3 separate regions of the Mus musculus genome follow, and all the other regions are linked to region 3. Evidence: chromatin loops called from intact Hi-C (ENCODE). Cell type or tissue: gastrocnemius. All regions are shown on one strand. Each heading gives the region's core, and the rest is flanking DNA. Links, peaks and the distances in the headings are about the cores only.

The links. Hi-C counts contacts between places; a loop is a spot of excess contacts. Peaks named below come from ENCODE experiments on the same cell type or tissue, not always from the same donor. Only the 100,000 strongest peaks of a DNase experiment are listed, where the experiment ranks them.
Region 1: a loop joins it to region 3, with 12 times the contacts of the local background. A loop is called at or near these places in 41 of 42 quality-filtered maps.
Region 2: a loop joins it to region 3, with 2.2 times the contacts of the local background. A loop is called at or near these places in 4 of 42 quality-filtered maps.

Annotation. Positions count from the first base shown.
Region 1 is chr2:147,175,013-147,183,207 of GRCm38, reverse strand. Nkx2-2 (NK2 homeobox 2) reads left to right here. Exons shown (of 2, transcript NM_010919.2): 2 at 1-56. Among named protein-coding and RNA genes, the nearest start is that of Nkx2-2os, 5.0 kb to the left of the region's middle. In gastrocnemius, for the core only: CTCF peaks have their summits at 4,246 (motif pointing right), 4,899 and 5,322 (motif pointing right); DNase peaks (open chromatin) are centred at 2,376, 4,245, 4,918, 5,326 and 1 more place; H3K4me3 peaks cover 1,128 bases.
Region 2 is chr2:147,080,454-147,088,648 of GRCm38, reverse strand. It overlaps Nkx2-4 (NK2 homeobox 4), which reads left to right and starts at 3,304. Exons shown (of 2, transcript NM_023504.1): 1 at 3,304-3,754; 2 at 4,160-4,773. The coding sequence starts at 3,304. The coding sequence ends at 4,773. It overlaps Gm34889 (a long non-coding RNA gene), which reads right to left and starts at 3,110. Exons shown (of 4, transcript XR_001783500.2): 1 at 3,027-3,110. In gastrocnemius, for the core only: no CTCF peak of the experiment used is centred there; DNase peaks (open chromatin) are centred at 3,330, 3,750 and 4,468; H3K4me3 peaks cover 1,833 bases.
Region 3 is chr2:146,956,255-146,964,449 of GRCm38, reverse strand. Kiz (kizuna centrosomal protein) reads right to left here. Exons shown (of 14, transcript NM_001033298.4): 12 at 8,154-8,195. Among named protein-coding and RNA genes, the nearest start is that of Xrn2, 53 kb to the left of the region's middle. In gastrocnemius, for the core only: CTCF peaks have their summits at 4,736 (motif pointing left) and 4,964 (motif pointing left); DNase peaks (open chromatin) are centred at 4,717, 5,014, 5,283 and 5,735; H3K4me3 peaks cover 768 bases; H3K27ac peaks cover 528 bases.

The DNA.
Region 1 (8,195 bases), core at 1,527-6,526, 220 kb before region 3:
GAGCATCGGAGCTTGGAACTCAGCAGTTTCACGTGGTTTCCCCAAGAGCGCCGGGCGCTGAAAGCTTTCGATTTTTTTAAATAAGAATTTTAATAAAAATCCTGTGTTTAAAAAAACAAACAAACACAAAACCAAGCCCAGTTCTTGAGTTTGTTACTTTCCCTCCCGGGCCGAGTTGGAAGGGGCGTCAACCTCAAATCTGGAGCCTAGGGCTGTATTCTGGGCTAGTTCTGGCGTTTCCTCTCGCAGCGCAGTGGCCGCGGGGTTATCCAGACAGTGGAGGAGTGCACGGGATAGGCCTCAGGCGGGCTGACCCAAACGATTCCGCGCAGGACCAGAGCAGCTTGGCCTTCAGCCTGCTAGCCAGTGGTCCAAAGTCCTTGTTGGCCTGGCGCTCTCCGGCTTCTGTGCACTCTCTGAATCCCCAACAGGGGGAGGGAAAGTGACTTTGGGTAGCGCCAAACAAGGAAAGCAAGCCCCCCTCACTCGCCCAAATCTCTGAGTGGCTCCTTCAGCCTGAAAAGCTGTTGAAACCACTACACTTGATGGCTATCACTTTGTTAAGTTTAATTTACCTCTGGCTAAGGGGACGGGGGGGGGGGGTCTGAGATTGAGTCTGATGGCTTTCTCTTTGCACCACTTTCTCAATATCTGCGTACCAAGTTGAGGCCTAGTTGACCTCTTCGAGTCCTGAGCGCTGGGATGAAGGGCGGGAGAGCTAACATTAAGGTTTCTGAGGCTTTGCCTGTCTCTAGAAACTGGCTGAGCCCTGGGTGACCAAACCAGATCTGGCGCCTTCCTCCAAACTGGTCATTCCTCTTTAGTCCCAGGAGCCAGGGAAGTAGAGCGACTGGGGATCCTAGGCAATGCAGTCTTCTCATTACTGATGCCCCATCTTGTCCATCCCTCTGGCCTGGAACCCGATCCGATGGAGCTGGATAGTTCTTGGTTTCTTGGTCATGGCTCTGGGTGGACGGTTAGAAAGTACAAGCTTGGGGTTGAGTGGAACTCCTGCCACCAGGGCTCGGGTAGGAGGACAGGCATGTGCACACCGTCCACTGAGGTGGCAATCTTTCCTTCCTCCACTGCGAACTGAGCTTTTGTCGCTTGAGCCTGGAGCACACATGGTCCTGCATCTCAGCGGGCACACGCCTTTCTGTTCTGTCTCACCGTGACTTCATGAGTCAGAGCCCAGCAAACTCTAAGATGCCAGGAGGTTGAAAGTCAGTCTATTTGGATCTAGTGTCTGTGGTCCTCCAGAGCTCCAGCGTTGAGGTGAGGCTAGAAGGTAAGGAGGCAGCCGGCTGGGCAAAGGGAGTCACTCTAGATGATCCCCTCTCTCTTTCTCCCATCCAGTTGGTGATCAGATTTAATTCAATATCTAAAGCAAACATGATTATCCTTGTGACTAAATTGGGACAACACACGCAAGGCCGTGATTACACTATATTCTGCCTTGTGCACACACACCCCATCACTGAGGGCAATGGGAGTCTTTCTAATACACCCCCTACAGGTCCTTTCCCATCAGCCCTGGGAAGGGGACAGTTTTCCCTAAATACTGAAAAGTCTCCCTTTGTTCTACGCACAAGCTTGGAAACTGTGGGGTTTTGTTTTGCTGTTTGTAAAAGCTGGAGAATTCACTGCCTATGTTTGCTGTGCAATACAAAAGGCAGATGTCCAACCTGCCCTGGAACCAATTGCTCACTATCCTAAGTGCAACTTCTCCTAAGCCCCGGGCCTCTGTGGTTGTCCAGAGGTCCGTTGGGCAGCGCAGGAAGGGTGAGTGTTGGGTGTTCAGGGTCCAGGCTTTCTGCCACAAACACTCACAAGAGCTCTCAGACCCTCACGGGAGTGTTAAGGCCCAAACACTTGCAGGTTTCCAGGACCTGGCAAGTTGAGGCCCACAGGCCTGCACTCTCAGTATGTCCTCTCAGGAGTCCCCGGAGGTGGGCCGTGCGCCTGCCCTTCTCTGTCCTCGGGTCCCCAAGGAGTCAATAAAAGCGCCCGTGGAGCCCTGTGTGGCCCTAACCCTAGCGCCCTGGGAGCGCACCCCGCTCAGGGTCCGCTTCGGCAGTCTATCTTCGCCCAATCTACAGAGGGCCGCACAAAACCGCACAATGGGAAAGCTGGGAGCTGGAGATGTTAGAGGCGTGCATATTAAAAAGGGACAGAGAAAGGATCGCAGGGGACAGAGAGGGGAAGAGAGAGAAGCTCCCCCCAGCCCCCCACCCGCACCATTCAGCGCGCTTATCACGGGCAGTGAATCCCGGAGTCAGGCAGAAGTCTCCTTGGGGTTTTGTTGAGCCTGTCACTGGGTCCCTTTGTGATCCGCGGACTCCATGCTGGATTCCATATGGCCAGCTGGGCCGAGGGAGCGCGAGGAGGGACCCGCACAAAACCCAAATTGTGTCCGGCTTTCAAACCCTGTATTGTTGTCTGTGAAAGGAAGACGCATTAAAAATTCGTGCTATATCTATTGGGGAGGAGGATGGAGGAGGGGGAAAAAAGCCACCCTGTCTTTGATGGCTTCAGAGGGCGCTTGCCCCGCCTAGGCCCCGTGACACAGAGTCAGTCTCTCTCTCTCTCTCTCTCTCTCTCTCTCTCTCTCTCTCTCTCTCTCTCTCTCTCTCCCTCCCTCCCTCCCTCCCTCCCTCTCTCCCTCCCTCCCTCCCTACACACACACACACACACACACACACACCACCGTTTGGTTTGGGACCCTGGTGCTCACTCTATCTGAAATGACAGCTAGGCTCTGGTTGGGTGCCCCATGCTGAAGCCAGGCCTGGGGTGCTCAGGAACTAGCTGGTACTCTGGCTTTTCTAGGGCTTCTGGACTTCTCTGGGTATATGCAAACCATATATGTTCATGCACCAATAGACTGATGGTCACAGGGACCTCCACATACTTCTGGAAAGGCCCAAGAGGATAAGAAACCAGGGGGCTGCTCAGCCCAGCTAAGCTGCAGCCAAGGCATCTTTCACCAGGCAGAATCATTTGATTACCAAAGCTAGCTGGGGGGGGGGGGGTTGTCCATCCTTACTTGAACTACAGAGGTGTAGCCATCTGACATTAGTGGGGGGGGGCGAGAACAGTTCAGAACCTTATCCCACAGCCTTCACCCTTCACCTGAAGAGGTTCCTTCCTTAGTTCTCAGTGTCTCCTGCAGAGAGCAATACTTAGAAAGAACACACCCTGTGCGGCCTTCCCTAAGCAGTCTGAGTTGGATCTGAGTACAACCTCTACAAACACCACCCATATAAGCAACATATTTTCTAACCAAAAAAAGTGTATAAACTGCGTTGTGAAAATAAAATAGAAATTGGATGTGTATCTCTAGAGAAAGTAGAAGCACCACTACATTGATGAAAATGTCAGGTTACCTCAAATTCTGTCCCCTTTAGTGCTTTGAAATGCCATCATGTAGATAACTCCATAGAGTGAACACTCCCTTCTCAGTACTCCCCGTTCCCACAAGGGAAATAACTTATTTTCCTTACCTATTGACTGTTGGGCTTAGTTGAGACCTGGCATGGATTTCTCCAGCCTTTTCAAGAGCCTGGTCATTGAAAAGCTAATCCAATATTTGCCAAGAGTAAGGACATTTCTCAAACGTATTTATTAGGGCTCATCGTTTAGTGATCACTTGGACTGAAGACAAGGGCCAGGCAAGAAACGTTAAGGTGCCCTAGACCTCTCCAGGGAGGGATGGTTTCTCTCCACTTCGAACTTAGAAGCTGGGTGCAAACTTGTGGGATGCTGGCATTCCCTTCCCTGTCTTAAGTGGCATTGGATTAGATATTGTGTTGGGTGGTATTTCAGGAAATATGTACTTGTGACTTCCCGAGAGGCCAGGCACAGTGACACTCTAAATCTCGTCGATATATCATCTTTTATCCAGGATCTGCAAATAAACCCTGATCCCCTTGGAGCATTATAGCTGCTGCTATCTCGCTAAGGAAGCGATCTGAGTTTTATTGCTTTTACCAACACCCCAACACACACACACACACACACACACACACACACACACACACACACACACACACACACACGGAGTCTGGATTTTAAAAGCCTCTATATTTTCCCTCCCAGGGCATCGTTATTAAAAGAGGTGAATAGGTCTCAGCGCCGCCATCAGAGCAAGTGCGGAAAGGAGGGCTTGCAAGCGAACGTTTCCAATGCTCCGAGAACCACGTGGGGTGAGGAAAACTAGGATTTTTCGTGTGTGGCCGCTAGGAGGCGCCCAAGCGCTTTTCTCTTTAAGCGACCCACCGAGTCTCTCTGTCCCTGAAACAAACACACCCGGATTGCAGTGCTACTCCCACAGTCTGCCTGCTACCACGGGCAATCAGGCTCAAAACTAGAGTTAGTGTCTGACCATGGGAACAGCTGTTCTATTTACAGTGTGTCCGGGTGACCCGGCATCCTCAGGGGACATCACCATTGAGCATCCTGCTTTTCCTAGGTTGTAATCCTCCCGTCCCTCCATTTCCGCGCTGCTCTTTGCAAGTCCCTACCCCCACAGACTCAGCAAAGTGGTTCCGTGAGCCAGGAGTGTGCTGACCCTTAGGAATTCCCATTTATAGCACTCAGGCGCCATTCCCATGATCCCGAACTGTCTCGGACCATTTTAGATGACGGCAGGGGAAGGTGGCTCAGTATGAGTGTAATGGAGAGTTTAGAGAAATTCTGACTTCGGTCCAACCTTCCCCGCTTTTCGCGGGAGGTACTAGAACGAAGAAACCATCTTTTGGCCAGCATGTAATATGGCCTCCAAGTGATCCTATTCAACCCTCAAATCCAGTTAGGTTGTGGTGCAGCTTACAATCCAGAAAGGCTTCTTGGTCAGAGCCTTTGCCTTGACACTGCATGCTATACAGTAGCGGGATTTTACCACCAGGGGGACACGCCGCGTGGACGCTTGGGGGCGGTTAATGGGAGGCTGAAACACCCCATCCTATAAAAGTATGCCAACTCGGTGCCAATTCCTAAACTACACAGAGGCAGCGGTGTGGGGTGGGGCATCCAAAATGAAAGAGATACACGAGTCGGGATGCCTTCCATCTCTGCCCACAGCCTTTCCAAGAAGTTGGAGGGCATCGCAGTAGACTGGGAGCCCAGAAGATTATCTTCCTCAGCATCTCCTCAATCATTAAACCCCCCTGAACTCCCCTCAAACACCCAAACAAAACAAACAAGCATGAAATCAGTCCACCTTGGCGCTCCAGACACTGATCTTTTTACTTTCTTAAACCAGCATTTCAAAACCGACGGATGGATGCCAGGATCGAAGCTGCGGTGCCCATAGTGTCCGCAAGGTGGAGCGATTGGATAAGAAAACAATTTCAGGTCGGGCGACTGACTCAGGCCTGGGAGCACAATCTGGTCATCTGTGGATTTGAGGGATGTCTGGGTAAAGTCCATTTACAGTAGGACCACAATGCCAAAGAAAGAATTACAATTCTTTGGCTTGGTGCTTGTCCCTTGGAGTGTGATGAAAAGGTTGATGGCATTCAACCTTTTTCTTTCGTCTGCCTTGTGGATGTCAACTGTCTCTGTTACTGTCACCACCACAATTGAAGCATATATTTCCACCTCTTCAAAATGTTTCCTGTGCCAGGAAAATGTAATTTATTCTAATAAAAAATAACCTGACACTTGTTAGTCAATTGGAAGACATAGGAGGGATCTCTTTCTTTCTGTTTTTCTTTATCTGGGGTAATTTAGAGCCTTTCTTCATAAAGTGCTAAGAAACAGTGGCAGGTCTCTGATGTCACCACCATCTACCACTTTTGAAGGCACCTCCCAGGTTCCTCTCCTACATCACCTCGTCTGGTGTGAGCAATCAATTCACTTTACATGTGAGACTGGGTTTCACAGGTTACACTCCCAACACACACGAACCCAGAAAAAAGCCCCAAGAGCAGAGGGCCCACCTCGAAGGCATTCCATGCCATTTCTGGTGAAGACAGGGAGGGACTGGGGAGAAAGGTTCCCTCCTGCTCTGCAGAATTAGCTTGGAATCACCTACCAGGTTCCTGTTAGCAGCCACACACAGGTCCCAGAGTCCTCCAAGTTCTTAGTATTTTACCTGTATGTATGTTTGTACACCATGTGCATGCCTGGTGCCCACAGAGATCAGAAGAGTTCTTCAAATATCCCTGGACCTGGAGTTGAGGATGCTTGTGATCCACCATGTGGATGCTGGGAACCAAATCTGGGTACTCTGCAAGAGAAACAAGTGCTTCTTAATGCCCTATCTCCAGCCCCTGGAAAGAGAAACTTTAATGAGGTAAGTTGGTTAAGACTGGTCCCATGGCCCGGGGGGGAGGGGGCGACACTATCTGCAAGCTTAGGAAGGGCCTCGGGAGATACTGACCCTCCTGGGACTTTGTGCTCAGACTTGCAGCCTCCGCAGAGTGAGCAATCGTTCTCTTCTCCAAAGCCCCTGGTCTTCATGCTGCCCGTGCTCCCTCATCAACTGTACACAGGAGGTCCTGCAGATCAGCCCTGCCCCTCTCTCATCAACTGTACACAGGAGGTCCTGCAGATCAGCCCTGCCCCTCTCTCATCAACTGTACACAGGAGGTCCTGCAGATCAGCCCTGCCCATGTATCTGCTTTATCCACCTTAGACTTTCTTGTGTTTTTGTTGTTGTTGTTGTTGTTGTTGTTTTAAAATAGTTTTGTACTTATTCTTTAACAATTGTCTAACCTATCTGATATGTTTTGGTCATATTTGCACACACCTGGATTCCCTCTCCCCCCCCCCCCCCAACTGCCTTCAGAAACCTCCTCAGCACATCTCCCATTTGCTTGCATAGGAAGGAGGAGGAGGAGGAGGAGGAGGAGGAGGAGGAGGAGGAGGAGGAGGAGGAGGAGGAGGAGAAGGAGAAGGAGAAGGAGAAGGAGAAGGAGAAGGAGGAGAAGGAGAAGGAGAAGGAGAAGGAGAAGGAGAAGGAGAAGGAGAAGGAGAAGGAGAAGGAGAAGGAGAAGGAGAAGGAGAAGGAGAAGGAGAAGGAGAAGGAGAAGGAGAAGGAGAAGGAGAAGGAGAAGGAGAAGGAGAAGGAGAAGGAGAAGGAGAGGAATCAAATAACCACCAAGTTTAATTAGGGGGACTTCACATTCGTGGGTGTGGATTATTTACTGGGCCGTGGGCGACTTGTACTTCAGACGTTTTTGTTTTTCTTTACCTGAGCACTGTTTGTTGGAAAGGGAGAGGGGGTGGCCTGGTGAGGGAAACATGGTCTGAGAGCCGAGGAGCACCGTTGTTTGTCTCTTCTGATTGCCTTCATATCCTCTCTTCCTCCATACCTGCCCCTGGCCCTGTATCTTTTTTTTCTACATAATCTTTGGCACTTCCTCCATCTTCTCTCACCTCCGCCCCGTCTATTTGCCTCCTCCGTGTCCTCTCTCCTCCTCCATTTTCCTCTGGCCTCCTCCATGTCACCGGTCCTCTCTCCTTCGTACCCCACACATGCTCATACTGCTGCCGGGCTCTCCTGCTGCTTCTGGGCATCCAGAACAAACAAGTTAGCTCTTCTCTCCAGAACCCCCACAGCACCAGGAAAGCCTACAGATTTGGGGGCTCATTCAAGCACTTAGGCTCAAACGCACAGCTCCAAAATATCACGCGGAGGAAGCCTATTGAGGGGGCTTTTGCCGGAAACCTTGAGGCTTGCCAAGATGGAGGTGGACCGCTTCAGCTGCCCCGGAGGACGTGCTCTGCAACGCACTGAGGCTTCTGCTTTGCATGGTCAGTTACCTGCAGAGACCTTGTTTTGGGCTCTTTGCTAAGAACGGAATCTCTGCCCTCCACACTGTGAAGAGCGTTTCTGAGCAGTTTGGCACCAGTCGGTCTATGTGATTGGTCTGTGAGTCTGGTGACTTTGCCTGTGAGATTGTGGAAGAATGGCAAAGTAAGGTCCAGCTTGAAACGATGTCCAGCCATTGCCTTCCATCCTACTGTAGGAACTTCCCACACCTTTGTTTTCCCCAGTGCTGGGAAGCATCCATGGACTTCAGGAGCAGATGGGTGCACACAGAAGCCTGTCAAACATCCCAGGATCTAGAATCACATTCCACCTGGGTAGCTTGATTCCGTGCCTTGGGAACAGGTGCCTTCGTCTTTCCTACCTGTATCCCCCCTGTTTCCTCCCCTGACTTGGAACAGCCGTTTCCCAAGTTCTC
Region 2 (8,195 bases), core at 1,680-6,679, 120 kb before region 3:
GTTTCTCCTCTCTCCCTAGGCGCTCTGGCTGAGCTGCCTGACAACTGTAAATCCCAATTGCAGGGAAGACTCTTGCTTCTGATTTTAGAATTTTAGTTTAATTTAGATTCTTGTTAGGATTTTTGTAAGTTAGCTAACATATCAGAGATTTTCAATAAATGTCAATTTTTGGGTTTTTTTTCAAAGAATAAACCTATTGAATCTTTTTGTCTAGCAATTTTTTTTCTGCTATAGGCTGTCTTATGGTATGTTTTCAGTGTTGTGTGAAACTACAAAAATCTAAACTATGAAAAAGAGTCAAGGCACCAAAAACCAAACAAATGCTGTCCCCTGTATGTAAAGTAGTATTGTGCTTCAAGACGTGGAGCCAATCCTAGCAGAATACAATGTCAAGTGTTGTGAGGAGAGGAAATGGGAAAGGAGACTAGATTAAGAGAAGGAGAACCATCTCTTTTCACTACTGTATTCTCTTTAAGAGTTTCTTTCTTTCCTTTCTTTCTGCTAAGTGCTAAGAAAAGGGGAGGAAATAACAAGAAAGCATTCCTGAGAAATACATTTTCGTGACATATAGTCAATAGAATTTAACTATCACTAACTATAAATTTCCATTCACAGTTTGGGCAGAGAATAATTGGATGAAATGAGTTTGATGGAAATCTTCAACAGAGTATCAAACTATTTTGTCATTAGTTTGATATACTAATGTTTACATCCTCCAGAGTCTATTATCAAGCTCACGTGCACACATCCAAATAGCAACTATATTTTAAAGGTATGAAATTTCTAGGGTAAGACACAAATAACTGATAAAAGAAAATGTGGGGGATTTTAAGAATTTTTTTTTTCTTCCAGAACATTTCATGTCCAGGAAAAGAATTCTACTTGGCCTATGATGTTCCTAAACAGTCAGAAAGTGAATTTCATTAGAAATTCTGTTTTGTTTTATGTTTTCATTTTATAGTGGGAAACCTCCAGATCTGCGTGCATTGATAAACTGAACAAAATATAGTATAAGCACTTATAAAATTGCCACACTGGAGTTTTACAAATAAAATGTCACAAGATAAATATATAACTTGAAAATAAAAAATTAATCTGAAAAAGACCTCTAACCAAGTTTTCTGGCTTGGCTAGCTCATCAGCATGAAGTTTATGATAACTGCTTCATGTTTGAAATGTGTCTAAGCTTGAAAAAAATAATGGTTTGCAAGAGGCTTTCATATTCACAGATATTATGGCAACTATATTTACTTACCTTATCTTTGTTTAAAGTTTAAGATTACATTTTGTTGTTTTTAAGCTAGTAAGTAGTAAGGAATACAATTTAAGGTAAAAAAAAAAAGTTTAAAACCCACATTGTAAAAGGATCCCAGCATTTGAGTGCCCTCCCCCCCTAAAGGTTTCTTTGTGTATCATTAGTTCAAGAAATATAAGTAGGCAGTTCCAGCATAAGTGACCTAGCTCAAGTGTCCCAAGTCCAGGAAAGACCTGTAAAAGTAGCATTGTGTCAGAATGTAGCAACACTAATCTTGTTAAGACAGTAACTGATGTCTATAAACAACTGCTAGGACCTGGCATTTTGTCCCACAGTATGTGTTTTAAAATATTAACCACTATTCTGGTTGTCATTTTCTTTCCATGAGTGACCATATGGTCTTTTTTTCTCCCTACAACAGGCAGATTCTTTGCAAAAGGACACTGAAATGAACACAGATGTTGACTAAAATAATAAGACAAAACCATCAAGGGCATTCACACCACAGGGCTGAAACCAAGAAAAAGAGAATGTGGAGCAGTTCAGATCTCCACGGCATGTGAGTCCAGGTTAAACTTTGGTGGTCACGCCTTTGTTTTTAGATACAATAAAATCTTGCATAAGAAACACTTTTCTTTCTTCTACTCCAGTTTTGAGGAAAACTTTTAAAATGTGTCTTTGTTTCCCTGCTCATCCCCATGTTTTCCAATTTTACTGGTACCTGCACACTTCTTTGTCTTTTGTCTTGCACTTACTGTAAGTTCATAAAGTATAAGTTCTTTGTTATGCAGGAACATTTGTATACCAAGAAACGAATTTTTTTTTTTAAAAAATCAGCTTATGGGTTTGAATTTTTTCAAGAGAGCTGTCGTTTTAACCTGCTTTCTGCATCCACATCAACGTTGATACTTTTTAAACAGGTTATTTTCCCAACACCACCAAAAAGATCCATTACAAACAAGTAGACATACTTGAATTCTCTCTCTCTCTCTTTCTCTCTCTCTCTCTCTCTCCCTCCCTCCCTCCATCTTTCCCTCCCTCCCCCTCCCTTCCCTCTTTTTCTCTTTCCCTCATTCTCTCATATCAGGATAGTGACAGAAGAATAAACCCTAAGTCAGATTCTGGGGATGAGGACAAAGAAAATATAGCGGTAATGAAGGTGCAAATTAAATATGAAACTTTTTTAGCAAATACACTTCATCTTGTTCAGTTTCTACCCTGAGAGTAGGAGCACCATACTTACAAGTCAGCATCTCTCTCTCTGCGTGCTGTACCTCTTCTTTGGATTTGTATACTTTGAGCTAATTTGGAAGTGTCCGTTAGGTTGCCTACAAAATGACGCTTTAAAGGATCTAACGATGCATAAATTAGAGAGCCCTACAATGGCAGAGGACGGTCATTGTACCTCTCCTCTTTATGTGCTCTTATGGTGGGACCCAAGAGCCCCCTTTATTTTTAACACTTTAGATGATGGAGCCAGTGAGGGGCTGATAGCTAGAAAGGAAGAGAGCCCTGAAAAGCATCCCCCTCCCAAACTTAACAGCTGTTTGTCCTCCCCCCCCCACACACACACCCACCCCTCGACGTTCTACTGAACTTTGCCACAAAGTCACTTTAGGAAAACTCACAGTCTGCATGAAACAAGCGTGGCTCTTTCAGTGGCCTCTGAGTTTTTATTTCTCTAGGGCTAAAGGTAACCCGGATAGAAGCGCGAAGGATGGAGCTAGAAAGGGGGGCAATCTTTTCCAGAAACACCCAACTGGCCCTTTACCTTTTTTTGCCTCCGTTATCTGGAAGGGGGGTGAGAGAAAAAGATGTCAATGACCATTGTTTGCTCGTTGGGGATGTTGCTCCGCCCCCCGAGTCTGTCGTAAACCTGGCACTGGACTAAAATAAACCCGAGATCCCGCAGCTCGGGGGCTCGCCGCGCCGCGGACAGCTCTCCACTGGCGCTGCCGCCGGGCCGAAGTGGCGGCGGCGGCGACGAGCGGCCGCCGCGTCCCGCCCGCGCCCGCCCCGGGCCCCCCTACCTGGCCGTCCGCCGAGCCATGTCGTTGAGCCCCAAGCACACGACGCCCTTCTCCGTTTCCGACATCCTGAGCCCCATCGAGGAGACCTACAAGAAGTTCGGCGGCGTCATGGACGGTGCGCCGCCCGGCCTGGGGGCGCCCCTGGGGGCCGCTGCCTACCGCGCGCCACCGAGCGGCCCCTCCTCGCAGGCGGCGGCCGTGGCGGCGGGCATGCAGCCGCCCCACGCCATGGCCGGACACAACGCGGCGGCGGCAGCAGCGGCGGCAGCGGCGGCGGCCGCGGCGGCCGCCACCTACCACATGCCTCCCGGCGTCTCGCAGTTCCCGCACAGCGCCATGGGCAGCTACTGCAACGGCGGCCTGGGCAACATGGGTGAGCTGCCCGCCTACACGGACGGCATGCGGGGCGGCGCGGCGGCCGCGGCCACCGGCTGGTACGGCGCCAACACGGACCCGCGCTACTCGTCAAGTGAGCGGGGCCAGACGCGCGGGACTGAGGGCGGGCTGGCGGCGCGGGCTTTTCCCGCCACAGCCGGGGCGCGAGGGTGCTGGCGTCCTGGTCAGCGGCGCCCGAGGGTCGACGCGCGGGGGGTCCTGGCACGCGGCCTCGGGCTCGCGAGGGGTTCTGGGGCCAGGCTGGGGACGCGCGGGGCGGCCCGGGACTCGCGGGGTTTCTCGGGAACCTCCTGGGGCGCACGGGGGTCACCGGGCCCCCGGGTGCGCGGAGGGAGTGGGGCTCGGGCCGCGGCGCTCGTGGGACGCCGCGACCCAGTCGGGGGCCCCGTGCCGTCACTTAAAACGAGCGGGGCGTCGGCGGGAACGGTTCTCGCAGGCCCGGGGCTCACCGGCCGTCCTTCTTGGGCCCCCTCCCCAGTCTCCAGGTTCATGGGGCCGTCGGCGGGCGTGAACGTGGCCGGCATGGGTTCGCTGACCGGCATCGCGGACGCCGCCAAGTCGCTGGCACCGCTGCACGCGGCCGCGCCGCGAAGGAAGCGCCGAGTGCTCTTCTCGCAAGCGCAGGTCTACGAGCTGGAGCGGCGCTTCAAGCAGCAGAAGTACCTGTCGGCGCCCGAGCGCGAGCACCTGGCCAGCATGATCCACCTGACGCCCACGCAGGTCAAGATCTGGTTCCAGAACCATCGCTACAAGATGAAGAGGCAGGCCAAGGACAAGGCGGCGCAGCAGCTGCAACAGGAGGGCGGCCTGGGCCCCCCGCCGCCTCCGCCGCCGCCGTCGCCGCGCCGCGTGGCGGTACCGGTGCTGGTGAAGGACGGCAAGCCGTGCCAGAACGGCGCGGGCACCCCGACGCCTGGCCAGGGAGGCCAGCAGCCGCAAGCCCCGACGCCCGCGCCAGAGCTCGAGGAGCTGTCGCCCAGCCCGCCCGCTCTGCATGGTCCCGGGGGCGGCTTAGCGGCCCTGGACGCGGCCACCGGGGACTACGGCGGAGGCGTGCTCGGCGCCAACCTGCTCTATGGCAGAACGTGGTGATGAGCCCCGAGGGTCTGCCTGCGACTCGCAGGATCCGCCAAGAAACTGCAAGAACGGATGGGGGAAATGTACAGATGCTGACCCTTTAGTGCATGGAGATAAGAACGAATGAGTCACGGAGAGGGTCAGGCTGCTCTGAACCTCTTTACTGGGGGTGGGAGAAGGCAACAGCCCCGGACCGAATAATGTGACACCACACTCTGAGGTGGTGATTTCCCTTCTTTCAGAAGTTCCTAAGTTATGCGGAAGAACTGACTGACGGAATACGCATTCACCACGTTCCTAACCAAAGCTCTCAAGAGTTTTAGAAGTCGGAAACTTTGTTGGTGTTTGTATCTCTATAAATCAACCAGCTTTTCACGATGAATCCTTGAAGTGGAATTTATTTTGGGAGATTAATTTGCAAAGCCCCTCCCCTAAGTGCAATTTCGTTAATGCTTGATTGAAAGTAAATTGAATTGTAGCCCAAAGTGGATCATATACACAGCAACGTGATTGCTGAGGAATAACTGCCATTTGGGTAAAATAGAGAAATGGAATAAAAAGAATCGAAACACTAAGTATACGGATTGTTACCGTTTTTACATTTAAATGCTGATTTTAAAATATTTTGTTCATTATTAGGCAACCAAGTAATTGTATATTATCCTAGAAGAGTACAACCCCCATCCCGACCCCAACCCAAGATGCAGCTCATTATTTTTTAAAAAGGGTTATAAAATACTTTTTATATAGAATCTGGCCTTTCCAAATCAGCTGATAAACATACCCTTTTATCCTATAAACATGGTATTTATTTTCTTTAAAGTATTTTTACCTGAATTTGGACTCCTTGGCAAAGTACTAGAACAAACAAGTAAAACTGACACTATTACCACCAATCTACTTCAAAGCAAGTTAAAAAGAATAAAGGTGATTTATTGAATTGTTATCATAATATACAGAAAAAGTAAGATAATTATACGTTTCCATCATATTTAGAACGTAGTTGTTGCACCAATTTTATCGGTGTTTTATTGTAAAATAAATATATTTACTCTATTATGCCAATTAATATTTTCAGCATTTCAAATGAATATTTAAATATAACTTTAAAAGGCCTTAAGTACTTTTGCTAAAAGTCAAGAGGTCATTTCTTTTTAAGGGTTGTAGGGATTTTTTTTCCTTTTTTCCTTTTGGCGAGTGTGGCAACACAGCTCTTTAATCATTAAAATAGTCATATTGGAGGAAATAGAACCGACTGAATAGTGTGAACTTATAGGACTAATGGAAGTTAAAGAAATAATATGCGCAAAGCATGCTTCCAAAGAATCAAAGCAGATGGTCACCAGAGATACCAAACCTCTTCTGCATTTCTATGTTTTAGAACAAACCTGAGTGCGAAACACTATTTCCTCTCATGGTTTGAACATTTTTCTGGAAAGTTCAAAGGGACTGCATAGAAAGGTACATAGAAGTCAAACTTGCACTTTCTCCAAAATGTATTTTATAAAGTAAATTCTCTCTCTCTCTCTCTCTCTCTCTCTTTTTCTCCATCTAAATTAACTCCAGTTCCTTTCAAGGCAAGAAAAGGGAGGGGGCATGGGGCAAAGAGATTTGTCTTTTATCAAACCACCGTTGTGCATTTTTGGAGAGTGAGATTTAATTTTAAAAGCATTTAATAAAAATCTCAGTAGACAAAATAGTTTAAAATGGTGTGATAAACATACAGAAAATTCTCCCAGGTTGAGTTTTTGCATTATGTAGTAGATTGACTTCAGAAATCAGTATTAATCTTTGCTGGTAAAGCTATTACTGATGTGCTGTAGTTCAAAGTGCTTTGTTTTCATCTGTTTGACTACACTACCTCTAGCACATGTTTTAAAAATTCACACCATTTGCAATAATTTTTTTTAACAGGCCATCACTTACAAAACCAATAGCTTTATAGTCCATGGGCATGCAATGATACCCTTAAGAAAAATAAACCTATAAGAGTTCTACACACACGTGCACACACACGCACACACACACACACCCGTAGCTTATTTCCAGACAAAGAATCCTTTAAATTAAATGAACTCTATTGGAAATAATGTCACCAGAAGCAAACAATCATTTTCCATTTGCTATTTTCTGAAAGTACATGTACTGTAGCCATATCTTTTTCCATTCAGCATTTCTTAAGTAGGAAAAAAACAAAACAAAACAAAAACAAAAACCAAGCTTGAGGTAATTGCTGCAGAGGGCTTAACATTCTACACCCAGAGACTTACTGAGCACGCCCCATAGGAAAAGGTTCGATTCCTGAAACATTAAAAGAAATGTTTTTTACTATAGAATTCCACTTTCTGATTAATGCAAAGCAAAAGCCTTTTCCTTCTTTTGCAGTTGGTGCTTCACAGATCCTTTATAAAAATACAAACGGCTAGACTAGGTGAAACTCATTAACTGAAGAGGAGGATAAGTGTCTCCACAGCCAAGAGGGAGAACTGGAGCAGGGGCTGGGTGGAACAAAGCCCTCTCAAAGTTTAGCAGAGGCCATAGCAAAACCGGGTTTCAGAAATGCTAACTCTGCAGATGTGACATTTTGCAGTACATTTTGGCGTCTAGCATCTTTTCTAGTGGAGGAATAGAAACCAAAATGCAGAATGAAAGTTGCAGAGGGTAACAGCAGGGATTGCAGGTACTTCCCTGTAATCTTCATTAGAATGCAAATTAAAGTATGGGAGTGCGTGCAAATTTGAAGGACACAAGAAGGATGTTTTGTATACGCAAGGGTAAGAGTGTAACCCAGTTGTCCTATTTAAGGCTTTGCTTAGAACTACAATCTAAAGGTCAGAACAAATAGTTAACACAAATATGTTCAAACTCCATTCTGCTAGTAGCTGTTTACTTTCAATTTAAAGCAAATCAGAGACTCAATTCTGTTCACTCAATACAAATATCTTACATAGGCTTGCTTTATTAGCTGCACTGAACAGTAATGCTTCTAAAAATGAATTTGGGTCCATAATTTTATTAAAAAGCATATAGATTTGATTTTAGATGAGTTTGCACATATGAGAAAGTAATGCATTATGTGGTAGCAATATAAATTCCAGTTCAGATACAAAGCACAGATATTTTCTTGCCATTTAGTGCCACAGTATCATGGTGGACCTCTGAATGTTAATTAAATTTAGTTTTTTTTTGAAACACTGTGAATGCTATCCTCAGGCCCAGCAAGCCAGAGAACTGATACATTTATAAAACATAAGCAGCCCTTTTATGGCTAGTGAGAACTGATGAGTAGCTATCTGGAGAAATTTCAAGGATACCCAGACTGGGGAACCATTTGCACAAGTCACCTAGTGCTCCTCTATCCAGTAAGTGTGGAGAGTTCTTTTTGGTCTCCAGGTTAAGTTTTCTAAATTTAATGGTGATGAAAGTTTCTGGCATAA
Region 3 (8,195 bases), core at 2,329-7,328:
CTGCGTGTGTCGGGGGGAGGGGGAGTCCCTGCATGGGGGCTGATCGAGGCCACTGCATGAAGCTGTGAAGGTGAAGCCTAGGTTGTGTTGGAGATGCCAGATTTGTGGGATACCTGCCAATGAGAGCTGCAGATTGGTGTGGGACCAGTCTAAGAGAAAGAAATGTGTTGCAATCAACAAAGCTGAAAGGAGTTGGAGAGCTGACGAATGCTTTGACATCATACTCAGAGATGAGATGCAGGACTTGGAGTTTGTCCTGCTGGCTTTTGTTCTTGCTTTGGTCCAGGATTTCCTCACCATGCTCTCTTTCCAGTCTTTTGAAATGGTAAAGTATTTTCTGTGCCAGCGTATATGATCTGCTTTATTTTTAATTTTAATTTTATTTTATAGGAATTACAGTTAAGAGATTGCCATGAGTCTCAATAGAGACATTTAAGCAGTTCTAGGACTGTGATAGACTACAGGAATTTTTGAAATTGAACTGAATACATTTTTGCATTATTATATAGCTACAAGCCTATATAATAATGGGGTCAGGAAGTGGAAAGTGGTGGTTTAAATAAGAATTGCCCCCACAGACTCATATATTGGAATGCTTAGTCACCAGGAAGTTGAATGGTTTGAAAGGATTAGAAGGATTAGGAGGTGTGGCCTTGTTGGAAGGAGTGTGTCACTGGGAGTGGGCTTTAAGATATCAAAAGCCCATGCCAGGTCCGGTCTCTCTTGCTCTGCTTTCAGATCAGGGTATGGCTCTCAGCTACTTTTCCAGCACAAAGCCTGCCTGACACCGTGCTTTCTGCCATGATCATAATTGATTAAGCACTCAAGTAAATGCTTTCTTTCATAGGAGTTGCCTTGGTCACTGTGTCTCATCATAGCAATAGAATAGTGACTAAGCCAGTGGCTCAGTAACTGTGAGACTGATTTAAAAAAACAAAACAAAACAAAAAAAATCCTGGAGGAATGGGAGAGACGTCCATCAGTTATGAGAACACATGTTGCTCTCACAGAGGACTAGGGTATGGCTCTTAGCACCTGCATGGCACTCACAAACATGGATAATTCTACTTCCAGGGGACCCAGCACCCTCTTCTGACCTCTGAAGACAACAGGCACTCATGTGGCACACATATATATGCAAGCAAACATCATACACAAATACAATAAATGCATTAAAAAAAGGTCTGATTTACTAGTCCAGGCCTGGATGGATTCACTGGTGAATTTTACCCGACTTTCAAAGGAGAACTAATACCAATGCTTCTTAAACTATTCCATAAAACAGGAAAGGAGCATTTCCAAAGTCCTTCTGTAATGCCAGGATTTTCCTGTGTCAATAAAGGTACAAAAACAAGACAAATGACAAACCAATCTCCCCGGTCATAGGCGAAAAAGTTCACTACACAACGCTTGCAAACCAAATTCAGTAAGACATCAAAACAAAAACAAAAACACTCACAACCTACAGCCAACACTGTTTCAGTACACAGGGAAACGTTAAAGCAGTTCCAGTGAGATCAAAAGAAAGACAAGGCAGTCTTCTTTCTCCACGTCTACTAAATGTACTGAAGGTCTAAGCTAGAGCAGAAACACCAGAGAACCAAATAGGAAAAGAAAAAGTCAAATTATCTGTGCTTGCAGATTCTATAAAAAAGAGACCCTACTAACTCCACCAGAAAACTCTTAGAACTGATAAGCACTTTCAGCAAAGTGGCAGGATACAAAGTTAATTTATAAAAATCAGCAGCTCCTCCTATATATCACTAACAAGCATATTGAGAAATGGGGGAAGCAATCCCATTCACAATTGCCCTCCAACCATATATAACCTTGGGATAAACCTAGGCAAGGAAGTTAAAGACCTTTCTAAGGAAAACTTTAAAATACTTTAGAGAAATTGAAGAAGATATCAGAAGATGGAAAAAGTTTCAATGCTCATGGATCAGTGGGGTCAATATTATGAAACTTGCTATTTTGCCAAAATCCACAGATTCAGTGCAATCCTTATCAAAATTCTCGTGCTGTTTTCTATGGAAATAGAAAAACCAATCTTAAAACTTATTTGAAAGCACAAGAGACTTCTGATAGCCAAAACAATCCTGGGGGTGGGGGGAGGTTTAGAGGCATTGGTTTAGAGGCATTATCATACCTAATTTCAAGGTATCTTACAGATCAACAAGAACAACATGGTAATGAACAGACACATAGATTAACAGCTACAGCTATAAGATTTCGGGGCCTAAAAATAAACTCAAGACAGAAACCTGGAGGCAGGAACTGCAGCAGAGGCCATGGAGAGAAACACTTCTTACTACTTACATTTCTTACAGGCCTTGCTCTCCGAGGCTTACTCAGCCTGCTTTCTTTTACATCCTGGGACCAGGCTCAGGATTGCCTACAATGTGTTGGGTTGGGCCCTCCCATATTAATCATCAATCAAGAAAATGCCTCACAGGCCAATCTGATGTGGGTGTTTTCCAATTGAGATTCCTTCTTCCAAGTGACTCTAGTTTGTATCAAGTTGACAAAAACTAACCAGCAAACTAAGTGTAAATGAAAATACCACAGGAAACTTGGCACTTTGTAAGAAAAAAAAAAAGTAGAACACACTCCAGTTCTGCCTTCAAAAGTACTCACTGAAGACAAGGGCACCCGAAGGAGGGCACAGCTGGGAATGCTGTTTCAGGTCCCTGACATATGCCAAGAGCCTCCACATCCTCATGAAGGTCAAGACCAAGACAAGTCTCCTCAGCATACAGGACAGAGCCAGGAAAGACCCCATGAAGGCTTCCTGTAAGCACGCCCACCTCCTTCCTGTTCCTTGAAACTGTGACTGCAGATGGCTTTGGAACAGTTTGGGAAGGCAATCTAATTTGAAGTGAGCTAAGATTTCCATTTGAAAATGCATACGCCTCTCCTACACATACCACTTGTAGATAACTGGATAGAATACACATTGTCCCACAGGCCAGGAAGGTGAACCAGACAGAGGTGAGGCACTTTGCAAGTGGCTTTGCATCACGAAGAAGGCTTGAGTGAACTGCTGAGCACTCTCAGAAAGTCCAGCAGTTACCCAGCTCTGCTGATAAACCTGCCAGACCAATGAGAAGCTCACATGGGGAGGGGAAACAAGCTCCTATACCTAGCTAGGTGGTGACAGAAATGGGACCATGGGGCCACTAGAATGGTATATGGCACAGCCACCCTCTGCCCAGGAAGCATTTGAGTAGGTGTATCCCAGCCAAACAACAGAAAGGCCAAAGGCATGGAATAGCATGTTGCATTAGGGCATGGCATCTGACCTGGTACCATGAAGGACACCCTTTAAGTCTACATAGCAGGCCAGCAAGAGCACTAGAATGTGGCTGTTCTATCTGGAGGGGGTGCATGCAATAAGCCTTCTCAAGACAGCAACAGCAGAAGAGTTGGGATGGGGCTTGGTACTCACTTCTGGTCCTGAAAGGTGGACAAATTTAGAGACTAGAAGACTTGGGGACTATGGTAATGTTAGCAACATACTGACTGCCATTCCCTCCCTTATACCGGGGGGGGGGGGAATCCACATCCCACTAACAAACACACCTGAATTACTGGATTTGGGGTCCACTCGAATTTGGCAATTAACTCTGAGGATCCTGCCAAGAATACAACTTGTGACGTTGAGGACAATTAAGAAATGGCCCTCAGTGGGACGCATCATCCTGTTCTAGGGCCTAATTGTAAGACTGGAGGGCCACTGATATGGCTCTGTCAGTACATGCCTACTGTGAAACATGAAGACCCGAGTTTGGATCCCCAGTGCCCATGTCAAAACTGGATGTGTGTCTGTAACTCTAGTGCTGGGGTCAGGGTGGGATGGAATCAGGCAGCTTCTTGGAACTCAGTGGCTGCATCTAGGCAAATGGATGAGCTTCAAGTACACTGAGAGAACTTGTATTGAAAAATACGGTATAGAGCTATCAAGAAGAACATCCAGCATTAACCTCTGGCCTACACACACACACACAGACACACTCACACACACACAGACACACACACACACACACACACAGACACACACACACACAGACACACACACACACACACAGACACACACACACAGAGACACACACACACACACAGACACACACACACACACACAGACACACACACACACAGACACACACACACAGACACACACACACACAGACACACACACACACACACACTCACACACAGACACACACACACACACACACAGACGCACACACACACAGACACACACACAGACACACACACAGACACACACACACACACACAGACACACACACACACAGACACACACACACACAGACACACACACACACACAGACACACACACACACCGACACACACACACACCGACACACACACACACACACACATGAAAAGAGAGGCAAGTCCACCTATGAGAAGATGTATTATCTTGGCTGTGAACCACAAAAATTTCTGTGGATTTGTAATCAGTATTAAAATTTTTCAAATAGCATCTTTGGCTGGATTTTCTTTCCTTCAAAAATAGACATTTTTTTCTGGGAAAAATGTAGGAGAAAAAGTAATCCAGAAAGAAACGAAAGTATAAATAATAACCATACCAACAAATCTCCACAAATACCAATCTTAAATTTTAAAGGTCGCCAAAGTCCGAGGCTGTTTAAATTGACAAAGTCTGAGCGCCCCCTGATGGCCAGTTGGAGCTCCTACAGCACGTGCTGTAATTTTTGCTGTCCTTGGGCCAGCTAGTTTACTTCTTCCCGTCAAATAAAGTGACTTTTCTTAACTGTAAGGTCAATGCAGATTTCCTAAGCTGGAGATGGAGATGTGCACTTTATAAAGGTACATGAAGGACTGCCAGAAAATTTTCGTTTTTACTTCAATGGACAATTAGTATCTAAGTATCTTTATACCGCTCCAGGGAAAATAAATGACCAGACAAGAAAGAAAAGCTGCGGCCACCAACTGATTATCAGCTGCACGCTGGCGCCCTCCGCTGGCCGATCCCATGGCTGCAGGGCTGGCAAGAAATGCCACCCACGGTGGCCCTGTTAAGGGGTGCGGGTGGTCCGGTGACTTTTAGTACCTTTCCCCTAGGCAATTATGCTGCAAGCACACACTCTTTTCTTTCAGCAAAAATCTTATCTTGATTCAACCAGAAGGCCGGAGTTACAAGGGAACCCGTAAGCTGAACTTACAAGGGAGCTGTGAGGATACACTCTCCATTGAATAAATGGATCCTGGAGAGTGAAGCCGCTTCCTGGGGAAGGTAAAGAGAGACAATGTTTGCAGAGGAGAGGAAGCTCTGGCATGCACCCCGGAACAAAAGGGAACAAGTGGTCTTTACTCGGAGAACAGCTTCCTATTAGGACTCACTCCTTCGTACATCATGCCTTTCATCCCCACTCAACCACAAAATGATTTTACTGAAGCAAATACAATGGTAGAAAAAGATTTACACTGAAAGAATCTTTAATAATAAACTGTTGCCGATCGGCCTACTTGCCCGTGATTTATAATACAATAAACATCGGATTCTATTACGGCTCACACACTGAAGCCTCTGCTCTGCAAAACGGAATCTAAAAGCGCGGGGACGCCGCCACCGTCACAATGAAATGAGCATGTATAAATGTGCTAAGAGTATCTCTTTGCATCTTTTATAGCTTGTGTGTATTAATCTGTAACGCTTATTAAGAAAGTCATTGCTATGCAAAGCAGCACCCAATCCCTTTCTCTGGCTTTTCAACAGAGTGCACTGTTTAGCCAATAGGAGGGACCCTCTGGCCCTCATTCTGCATTCATCACAGGCAACATTTACACAATGTATCTCTCAAAGGCGGCTGAAAAGAAGGCCTTAATACTCATGTAAACAACTGCAAACCAATTACTTAATGAATCAGGCCCACACATAATGAGGTGCAGACAAAGAGCTATAAATGCATTTTTGCGCCCAAGCCCCTGCTTTAAAGTAAAATCCCTCAGCTGTAGTTTGGGCTTAACTAGCACATCATAATTATTGTCTCTAGGACATCAGAGGAAGCCATTTTTTTTAAAGGTCCAACAGGGTCTTTTTTTTTTTTTTTTTTTTTTTTGAGATTGCTCATCAGCTCACTGACAAAACAGAGCAAAGAAGAATTTTTAAAAGTGCTACAGCAGCGTAGCACTGTTATGTTTATTCTCAAGTACTGGGTTTCGAGACCACTTGTAAAAGCAATAAAGCACAAGGAGTGACTGCAGTAAGTGGGATCCTTAAATGTAAGCCTCTAAGAAATTTCAGCAAAGCCAGGCACAAACAGCAAAACCTGAGCTCTCCAAAGCCCAGGGTGGGGTATTAACAATAAGAGACCCAGCACAAGAACCAAACTGTGCAGAACAGCACACCAAGCCACACTCACCGTTCAAAGCCTTTCATGCTAGATTACTATCAAGTGTCCAGAACTGAGGGTTCCTGGAAGACCTTTTAGTGGGTTTCTTTTTCTTAAAGGGGCCTGATGAGATTACTTATGATTTATTTGAAAATTAATTTCATACAGAAATATAATAACAAGAGGCTCCATACTTTAATTTGTAGAAAAACAATTTCTATTTTTCCTCTGTCGAACTGGGGCCAGGTATAAATGACCAGGCTGAGAAAGTGTCCTATCTGATCCTATTATTTTCTAAGTGTGTTTAAGAACTTCTCAAAGGACCTACATAAAGAACTTGTCTTAATGCTAGGCACTAGTGGTGCTTGCCTTTAATACGGATCTCTGTGAATTTGAGGCCAGCCTGGTCTACAGACTGAGTTCCAGGACAGTCAGGGCTATACAGAGAAACCCTGTCTCAGTGTGTGGGATGGGGACTTGTTTTAATGTTTTTAAAACATAATGGGGACAAATACTTCTGACAGTCTTAAAAACTAAAGGGATACATTTTTTAAGCCAAATGGTAACATTAAAACTGGAAACTATCTGTAGAATTTACTGACCTTTAAAAATCCTCTTAAAAGACACACAACTTGAATTTATTGTATAACCCACCGATATAGTATTCAACACTCTCCCAAACCCAGTAAGTTCCTACTTTCTCAAAAATACAAACAAAAACCTGGTATTAAAGGTAATTTCTTATAAACAAGAACGCATTTTGGATACTCATCAAGTTTTGAGAAACTTAACCCATCCAAGTAGCCCAGGTCCTAAAATACTGCCATGCTTCTGTAAAATACAAATGAACAGATTTTTTTCCCCCATTTTCATTTCCTTTTAATATGACATTTCTGGATTAGATCATTTTGTTATTTGGACATTACACAAGGCAGAAGCGATGTAAAGGTCATGTTTTAACATTTTAGCAGGGTCAAGTAGTAAATTCAAAGGTATGCAGTCATCTAAAGGACACTTTTTTTAACGAGCAATGCTACTGCAAAGGAGACCTGCCAGGCTGTTTGAAATAGTATTTAGTCCAAAGTAAAAGAGTAGGCGCTGCATCAGGCAATTGTTTAGCTTCACATTATGAATGTTTCCTAAGTGACTTGAAGTCACCGCATGATCACTATCGATGCTGATGGCAAATTCAGCACAGAACTTATTATAGCTCACAAAACTTGCAAAAAGTGTTACATTTTAGCAAGTGTGAAAAGATACATTCTGTCCTTTAAGGGGAGTAAGCAAGGACACATAAGAAAGGAGTGAGTAATGTGGCTGGAAGACTTGCTTAAAAAAAAAATCCATACATAAAAAATAATACAGAGCAATTGCCAGTCGGTCGTCTATCAATTGTCTCAGAAAGAAGAAACATGCCACTTTATTTCTCTTAAGGCCTGATGTCTTCTCCCTGCCCTTTTCCTGACAGCCTCCTTTGTGTGGTCTCTAAGCAGTCCTACTGCGAGCAGCTGTAGACGCTAATTTGTGGTTCACTGAGGTGTCAATTGAGTCTTAAACCGAGGAAACAACAGCTGCAAAACAATACTTGGCTCTGGGGCAAATATTTTCAAAGGTAGACTAAAGTTTCGGCTGTTATTTTATATAAACAAAAAACCCAAACCATAACCCTCCATCAAGTCACACACAAAATAACACACAGCCAGGGCTGAACTCATTGCGTAGTGACATTTCTCATCTTGTTACTGCTATTCAGAAAGGGTTTCACGACTTTACCTTGACAAAGGACTTCCTTCACTAGATGAAAAACTAGCTTCC